3 separate regions of the Homo sapiens genome follow, and all the other regions are linked to region 3. Evidence: chromatin contacts called from ENCODE Hi-C or POLR2A ChIA-PET data. All regions are on one chromosome and are shown on one strand. Each heading gives the region's core, a stretch centred on a gene start or an enhancer-like site at or near the end of the contact. The rest is flanking DNA. Distances are from core to core; before and after follow the strand shown.

Region 1 (2,700 bases), core at 13-2,512, 240 kb before region 3:
TTTTGCTCTTGTTGCCCAGGCTGGAGTGCAATGGCATGATCTCAGCTCACTGCAACCTCTGCCCCCGGGTTCAAGCCATTCTTTCGCCTCAGCCTCCCAAGTAGCTAAGACTACAGGTGCATACCACCACACCCGGCTAATTTTTGTATTTTCAGTAGAGATGGGCTTTTCTCATGTTGGCCAGGCTGATCTCAAACTCCTGACCTCAGGTGGTCCCCCCACCTTGACCTCCCAAAGTGCTAGGGTTACAGGCATGAGCCACCACACCCAACCCTGCTAGTCTTTTTGAAGCACCTGGTCTCGCTCTGAGTGGCAGTGGAATAGCGTCCCCCACTTTCCATCTTTGGCAGCATCCACTTAGCTACGGGAACCACCATAAACATCAAGGGGCCAAAGTGACAGCCACGGGTCCCCAGGAACTTGCAAAGCAGGGGCTGAAGAGCACCTCTGAAGTCAGCCTGGGTTGGTCAACAAAGCCACAGAGGCACCCTCAGCCCAGATGCCTGGATACCTGCAGTCAGTTGAAGGCAGGAGTGAGCACCTCTGGTTGTGGGGCCAGGCTCAGAGAGGAGAGCAGCTGGGTGGGTGGAAGGAGGGGAGAGAGTAGGAAGACAGGAGGCAGGAGGGAGGGAGAAGAGCGGGGAGATGGCACAATGAAGCCAGGGAATTCCAAGGGCCTTCAACAGACATCAGGACCCCTGCTGCCCTGGCCACTTTAGAGCTGTCCTTTCCTGGCAGATGCCTGGGGACCCAGTGGCATGGGGCACTGCTAGGCCTGGGCACCCAAGGGCAGGGGTCAGTCACGCAGGTCACAGGCACATGGTCACAGTCAGGGTGGATGGACACCTGGCCCTGGGGCAGATGACCTGGGAACGGGAGGTGAGGGTCGGCAGGGGACCTCCCTCCAGGGTCACTCTGAGAACCCAGCAAGGATCACACTGGCCCTGGAGGACCCGGAATCCTGCACAGCCCCCAGGGACCTGGGGTGAGCGAGCTGTGGCAGGGTCAATAGGTCAGGGGAGGCCCAAGGAACAAGGTGGGAAAGTAAAGACAGCAAAGGACAAACACCCCCTGGGAATGCCCCACCACCGCCCCCCTCGGCAGGGACTTCCGGGAGAAGGAAGGCACCATATCCCAGCACCCCAGTTTTTGTGAGTTACAGAACAAGTGACATTTCAGGAAGGTCAGAGAAACCTGACTCAGCAGAAAGTGCCCCACGTGCGTGCCCTGCATGGCATTTCCATGTCAGCTGGAAGGAGAGCAGCCAACACTCTCCAGGGCTGGGCAGAGCCCCAGCGCCATGCAGCCCACAGCAGGCGGAAGGGGAGGCTGGAAGTCCTCCGCAGGTCACTCCCCCGCTTCCTCCTCCAGGAAACCGGGCCAGCGCCAGGCCCCAGTCTGAGAACAGACCCCTCGGCCACCCAGCCTCAGATGGGGGCGGGGCAGGACCTCCATGGGTGAGGAGGCCAGAGACAGCATGGCCCAACAGTATGCTCTCTGGGAGACTGAAACTCCCACCCACCCACTCCTGTGCATGATGCAAACCAGAGACTGGAGGGGACGCTGCTGCCCCTGGGGGTGCACATGTGGGGGCTGAGACAGGCACCTGCGTCCCTATGTCCCAACGGAGCAAGGGTGGGCACCCCTTCAAACCACTGACTTCTGGAAGCCTGAGCTAGGACTCTGCACCAGGCCCCCCAGTTTTGTTCAGAGGCACAGAGGCCCTTGTCCAGGGGTGGGACAGGATCTCAGGGGCAGGTCTGGAGAGGTTCCCATCTCAGGGGGCTCAGGTGGGCCCTGGGGTTTGGAGACCACTTCCCATTTTGAACAGGAACCCAAAAGACGAGAGGCCCAAGCTCCTCGCAGGGTTGCCACCTAAGCCCAGGGAGGCATAGCCACGGGCTCAGCCAGCCCCAACCCAGGAGGTTAACACTGGTGCTCCCCCTGGCTTTGGGACTTAACTGTTTTTTTCTGGTAGGAAGGTAAACGGTGACAGCCTTATTTTGGAGAACAGCTTGACGATGTCTATTTCTCTTTTTTATTGTGGTAAATATAACGTAAAACTTGCCGTTTGAACCATTTTTCAGTGTGCAGGTCAGTGGCACTACGTGCGTGGATGCTGTTGTGCAGCCCTCACCGCCATCCATCCCGAGAACTCTCTTCACCTTGCGCAACTGAAACTACCCATTCAACCCCAACTCCCCATTCCCACCTTCCCCGGCCCCTGGCATCACCAGGCTGCACCATCCTACCTCCGTCCCTATGAATGCAATGACTCTAGGGACCTGACACAAATGGGATCATACAGTGCATGTCCTCCTGTGACTGGCTTATTCCACTCAGCACAATATACTCAAGTTCCATCCACGTTGCAGCCTGTGTCCATTTCCTTCCTTTTCAGGGCTAAGTAATATTCCACAGTGTGGAGGGCCACGCGGTGCTGACCGAGGGCCCAGTGATGCTGGGTGGTGCGGAGGGCCACATGGTGCTGACTTGTTTGTCCGAGGATGGATACAGGCTGCGTCCATCACGCAGTCACCGTGAGTAAGGCTGCTGTGAACACAGGGTGGAGATCTCCCCTGGAGGCCCTGCGTCAGTGCTCCCGGGTTCTACTGAGAAGTGCAACTGCTAGCTCACACAGTAACTCTGACGGTAACTCTGTCTCATTTCCCGAGGGGCTGCCGTCCTGTTCCCCGCAAC
Region 2 (2,755 bases), core at 229-2,728, 160 kb before region 3:
AGGCTGAGGCAGGAGAATCGCTTGAACCTGGTAGGCAGAGGTTGTAGTGATCCAAGATTGTACCATTGCACTCCAGCCTGGGCGACAGGGCAAGACTTCATCTCGGGAAAAAAAAAAAATTCGAACACCTGCAAAGTTGAAGTGAATTGTGGAGTCCCCTCGCTCACACCTGTGGTCCGCTCCCCAAAGCTATGCTGCCCTCACCATCTTATTTTTTGGCACATTTCAAGGCAAGTTGCAGACGTCTGTGTACTGCACACAGTCCTTCAGCAGGCAGACCATCAGCTCAATGGGGGTGAGCATCGTTCCTGGGTCTTTTTCTCCTCTGAAGGTAAAGTTGGCTTAAAGTGAGATGCACAGGCCCTAATTGCTCCATCTGGAGAGTTCTGACAAACGGTCACCCGTCAGCCCAGAGCAGGGCTCTGTGGACAGACCTCATGCCCCTTCCAACAGTCCCAGCCCCGCAAAAGGCAACCGCTGTTTCCATTTCCTTCCACTACAGACCAGTTGTGCCTGTTCTAGAATGCCCTATAAATGGAATCATATGATCTGTGCCCTGTCACTTCACATGCTTTTTTTTTTGGTGACAGAATGTAGCTCTGTCGCCCAGGCTGAGTGCAGTATGGTTCCATCTCAGCTTACTGCAACCTCTGTCTCCTGGGTTCAAGCGATTCTAATGCCTTAGCCTCTCAAGTAGTTGGGACTACAGGGGCACGCCACCATGTCCAGCTCATCTTTTGTATTTTTAGTAGAGACAGGGTTTTGCTGTGTAGGCCAGGCTGGTCTCAAACTCCTGGCCTCAAGTGACTGCCCGCCTTGGCCTCCCAAGGTGCTGGGATTACAGGCGTGAGCCCCGTGTCCGGTGGACATGGTTTTGAGAGGCGCCCATGGTGTTTTGTATGGTGAGTGGTATTGCTGTGTGAATACCAGCCAGAGTATTCTTGTATTAATGGACACCTGGACTGCTCCCCGTTTTTGGCTGTTCTGAATGAAGCTGCTATGAACATTTTTCTACAAGTTTTTTTGTGGACATATTTCTTTTTATTTTTAGAGACAGAGTCTCACTCTGTGGCCCCAGCTCAGTGCAGTGGTGCAATCACAGCTCACTGCAACCTCGACCTCTTGGGTGCAAGCAATCCTCCTGCCTTAGCCTTCTGAGTAGCTGGGACAATAAGTGTTTGTCACCATACCCGGCTAATTTTTGGATTTTTTTGTAGAAACAGGGTCTCACTGTGTTGCCCAGGCCGGTCTTGAACTCCTGGGCTCTGGTGATCTGCTGGCCTCAGCCTCCTAAAGTGCTGGGATTATGGGTGTGAGCCACTGCACCTGGCTGACATCTGTTTTTATTTCTCTTGGGTAAATACCTAGGAGTGGAATAGGTGGGTCAGAGGTGTGTGTTTAGCTTTGTAAGAAACTTCCAGGCCTTTTCCCAAGGTGGTTGTACCACTTCACGCTTCCATCAGCAGCATGGGTGAGCTGTGCTTGCCCCACATCCTCGCCGGCATTCAGTGACGTCGCGGGCTCGTGGCATTGTCACAGTTTTGTTTGCATTTCTGATGATTAATGCAGTTGAGTTCTTTTTCATGTGCTTGTTGGCTATTTTTTTTTGTCTTCATGAAGCTTCTGTTGAATTGTTTTGCCTTTTTTTATTTTGGCCTTTATTCTTTTTCTTATTTAAATAGAGTTCTTTTTTTTGAGACTGAGTCTCGCTCTGTTGCCCAGGCTGGAGTGCAGTGGTGCGATATTTGCTTACTGCAACTTCTGCTTCCTGGGTTCAAGCAATTCTCCCACCTCAGCCTCCCAAGTAGCTGGGATTACAGGTGCCCGCCACCACCCCCTGGGTAATTTTTGTATTTTTAGTAGAGACGGGGTTTCACCATGTTGGCCAGGCTGGTCTCAAACTCCTGACCTCAGGTGATCCTCCCACCTCGGCCTCCCAAAGTGTTGGGATTACAGGCGTGAGCCACTGCGCCTGGCCTTAGAGTTCATTTCTTTTTTTTTTTTTGAGACGGAGTCTCGCTCTGTCGCCCAGGCTGGAGTGCGGTGGCGCCATCTCGGCTCACTGCAAGCTCCGCCTTCTGGGTTCACGCCATTCTCCTGCCTCAGCCTCCCAAGTAGCTGGGACTACAGGTGCCCGCCAACACGCCCGGCTAATTTTTTTGTATTTTTAGTAGAGACGGGGTTTCACCATGTTAGCCAGGATGGTCTCGATCTCCTGACCTTGTGATCCACCCACCTCGGCCTCCCGAAGTGCTGGGATTACAGGCGTGAGTCACCGCGTCCAGCCCAGTAGAGTTTATTTCTTAGAGCAGTCTTAGTTTACAGAAAAATTGTGTAGAAAGTACAGAGTTCCCATACACCCCCTTCAATCCCCAATTTCCCTATGTTATTAACATCTTGTGTTAGCTGGTCCATTTGTTATGGTTGATGAGCCCGTCTTGCCAAGTTGTTGATAAGAAAAGTCCACAGTTCACATTGAGGTTCACTCTTGGGGCTGTGCCTTCTATGGGTTTTCACAAATATGCAATATGTGAACCCACCAGTGCGGAGTGGTGCAGAGCTGCAGCGTCCTGGAACCCTCCTCTCGGCCCACCCACCCTGCCTTTCCCCAGCCCTTGGTGGCCACTGACCTAATGCTGTCTCCATAGTTTTGCCTTTTCCGGAAGGTGTATGCTTGGAGTCACACAGGGTGTAGCCTTCTGGCCTCGTTCACTTTTCCCGTTGGTGTGTGTTGGCTGTCACGGGCGTTTCCCCA
Region 3 (2,782 bases), core at 283-2,782:
AGGGCACAGAAAGCTGGAAACAAGGGCTTGACTGGAGGCAGCTCTGCAGCAGGTGGAGATTTGGACAGCGAGGGCTGTCCTGGAGGAAGTCCCAAGGTCCTCACTTCCCTCTGTAGGCCACCCTTGGTGTGGACAACAGCTGCAGACAGGAGACACGGAGGGGGCACACAGAGGTCTTAGGGTCTGGCCTCAGGTGATGTCCATCACATCTCTTTCTGTTGGTGAGAGCTAGTTACCTGGGCCCCCAGGGTGCAAGGCCGAGCTGGCATGGCATGCAGACCAACTAGTAGGATCTTCTTGCCAGCTCAGGGGACAATGCACACATGGAGAAGTGCAGTTGGATACCAGGCATCTGGGAAAATGCACATGCTCACTCTTTTTCAAAGAAATGCAGGTTCCAAAACCAAACACCATTAGAAAATAGACACCAGCCAACACAATCAAGATTAGAAGGTCTATGGTGAGACCACTGATGGAGCGTGAAGCTGGCCAAACTCTGGAGAGTGGTTGATGATACGTATCAAGAATCCAAAATCCAGCAGGGCGTGGTGGCTCACGCCTGTAATCCCAGCCAGGAATTCGAGACCAGCCTGGCCAACATGGCGAAACCCCGCCTCTACTAAAAATACAAAAATTAGCTGGGCATGGTGGTGCACGCCTGTAGTCCCAGCTACTCAGGAGGCTGAGGCATGAGAATCACTTGGCCTTGAGTGATTGCAGTGAGCAGAGATCGCACCACTGCACTACAGCCTGGGTAACAGAGTGAAGTGAGTCTCTAAATAAATAAATAAATAAACCTGAAATCCTAGAAATCTGTTTAATGGCTCAAGATGTTATCTTTCCAAAACTCGAATCTGACCCTGTCACTCCCCGGCTCAAACATCTCCAATGGCTCCCCACTGCCATCCTGGCCATGTTCCAGCCCAGGCCCCTCCCTCCAGCCTCATCTTCCATGCTGAGGTTTGCACCTCCACTGTGGTGGAGCACAGCGGGCATTTCTCCCTGGTGCACCTTTGCTTCTTTGGGCCCCTCTGCCTGGAATGCCCTTCCTGTTCCTGTCCAGACCCACTCGAGACACTCCTGCCCTGAGCACCTCCTGCCTCTCCCTCCTCACTCCAGACACTCCTGCCCTGAGCACCTCCTGCCTCTCCCTCCTCTCTGCCGCTCCCCCCACCCTCATGCTCTCACCCTAGCTCCTCCTGTTACTGGGTCCCTCTGGGAGCACCGTCCTGACCAGTGCCCAACCTGGGCCTGGGGGACAGAGGGGTCGGCACATGTAGGCTGAGCTGAGCTTTCGGGAGCGAGGAGGCCAGGCGCTGGGAGTGGTGGCCTTGCTGTAGGCTGAAGACACAGCTCGCAGCTCAGCCTGCCCTCCACCTGACCCCCCGGGCCCAGCCTTCCCTAGTGGGCCACGACCTTCCCACCAGGGCCCTCGGCCCTGCTCCTGCTGGCCCCTGCAGACCTCAGCTGAGTCCAAGCTCCTGGAGGGCAGGGAGGGTGAGCATCTCGTGTGTCCCCAGCGCACAGCTGCTGTGCCAGCTCCCGGTAGGGATTTGTTACAGGAATAAATGGGGTGGGGGTTGGAGGAGATGGAGGCAGGCCCTGACGCCGGCTCCTGGCGCACCCTCCAGGCCCTCTCCATCGCGGCTTCGCGGCTCCGGCTCTGGCCCCGCCCCAGCCTTCCCCGCCCTGCCGGGAACCTGGGGCCTCTCGGACCACGAAAGCCGCCCACACCTCCGCGGCTCCGCCCTCGCCTCTCGCTCCCCCAGCCTAGCCTGGACCCTCCGCTCTCCGGGGCTCAGCAGCGACCCCGATCGGCCACACGCAAGCCGCCCACATCGCCGCGGCAGCCACCTACCCCGGGACGCCCAACCAAGCCCTCGGGGGACCAAGCCCGGGGACTTCGTCCCCAACTCCAGGCCAGTCAAGCCACCCCACAGGGGCCCTGCCTGTCCCACCCGCAGCGTGCTGGGGGGTCCATGCTTGCGGTGATCAGGAGGGTGGCACGGCCCTGGGGTTACAGCCGGCGGAGGGGCTTCCCAAAAGAATCCTCAGCCTCTCCCGCCTGCGGCGGCGCAGCCCAGGCGGGGCTCGGCCCGCAGAATCCCCTCGTGGCCTCGCCAGGTATGCGCGCGGGGCCCGGGGCGCGGGCCGGGGGCGGGCGCTGGAGCGGGGCCGGTGCCGGGCCCGCCGCGACACGCTCGGGGACGCGACGCACAAAGGCGCCTTCTGCCGCCCCCCGACCCCGCCCCGCGCTGCCCCCGTCCAGCGTGGCGGCCCGCCCCGGCAGGCGGTGAGGGGCTGTCGGGGTCCCCTCCTCCTGGGCCCGCCACCCCCCTCGCGGGCGACGTGCCCTGTCCGGGCGGCGCGCAGGCGCGGGCTTGTCCCACCGCGCAGGAATCCGAGGCCGCCGCGCGCGTTTCCGGCCCCAGCCCCGCCCGCGGTGCAGGGGAGCGAGTGCGCAGCCGCGTGTCGGGACTCGGACCCCCGTGGCCCCCGCCATACTCTCTTTCTCCACCCGCGGAGCTTTTGCTCAGGAATCCACTCTTGCAGCCAGGGAGCTTCCGGGCCCCCTCCTCCAGGGAGCGTTCCTGGCTGCTCCGGTGAGCACTTGCCTCCTCGCACCCCTGTCTGGGCACCTTGAGGACCCAGCCTGACCACTCCCCTCTCCTCTGTCTGCATAGGAAGGCGCCCCATTGGAAAGGGACCCCCCCCCCACCAGACCCTGGCAATCCCATGGCCAGGCCAGGGTTGGGAGTAAGGACCCACCAGGAAGGAGGGT

What was found. Hi-C counts contacts between places; a loop is a spot of excess contacts on that map. ChIA-PET counts read pairs that join two places held with the same protein, here RNA polymerase II (POLR2A). Pooled maps may share reads with other maps.
Region 1: a map of Right ventricle myocardium inferior shows a loop between it and region 3 (4-fold over the local background). The contact joins the enhancer-like site here to the promoter of LINC02298 in region 3. A Hi-C loop is called at or near these places in 6 of 168 maps with a recorded cell type or tissue (GM18951, Right ventricle myocardium inferior, adrenal gland and 3 more) and 5 of 50 pooled maps. POLR2A ChIA-PET finds 5 or more read pairs at or near these places in 2 of 52 experiments (activated T-cell and naive thymus-derived CD8-positive, alpha-beta T cell).
Region 2: a loop to region 3 is called in a map of ascending aorta, with 2.7 times the contacts of the local background. The contact joins the enhancer-like site here to the promoter of LINC02298 in region 3. A Hi-C loop is called at or near these places in 5 of 168 maps with a recorded cell type or tissue (Right ventricle myocardium superior, ascending aorta, colonic mucosa and 2 more) and 13 of 50 pooled maps. POLR2A ChIA-PET finds 5 or more read pairs at or near these places in 1 of 52 experiments (H1).

Annotation. Positions count from the first base shown.
Region 1 is chr14:105,336,798-105,339,497 of GRCh38, reverse strand. All of the region lies in intron 1 of PACS2 (phosphofurin acidic cluster sorting protein 2), which reads right to left. Among named protein-coding and RNA genes, the nearest start is that of PACS2, 23 kb to the right of the region's middle. RefSeq lists enhancers at 607-1,272, 1,273-1,938. Within about 2 kb of position 1,262, at least 8 of the 41 ENCODE cell types and tissues checked have a DNase peak (open chromatin) inside an H3K27ac peak, as active enhancers do; they include heart right ventricle, where a contact is called at or near this core.
Region 2 is chr14:105,257,739-105,260,493 of GRCh38, reverse strand. The region is part of intron 3 of BRF1 (BRF1 general transcription factor IIIB subunit); the gene reads left to right. Among named protein-coding and RNA genes, the nearest start is that of BTBD6, 11 kb to the right of the region's middle. Within about 2 kb of position 1,478, at least 4 of the 41 ENCODE cell types and tissues checked have a DNase peak (open chromatin) inside an H3K27ac peak, as active enhancers do.
Region 3 is chr14:105,092,897-105,095,678 of GRCh38, reverse strand. LINC02298 (long intergenic non-protein coding RNA 2298) reads right to left here and starts at 1,532. Exons shown (of 6, transcript NR_110546.1): 1 at 1,463-1,532; 2 at 237-352; 3 at 1-139. RefSeq lists silencers at 1,644-1,693, 1,864-1,913, 2,224-2,483 and an enhancer at 1,379-2,001.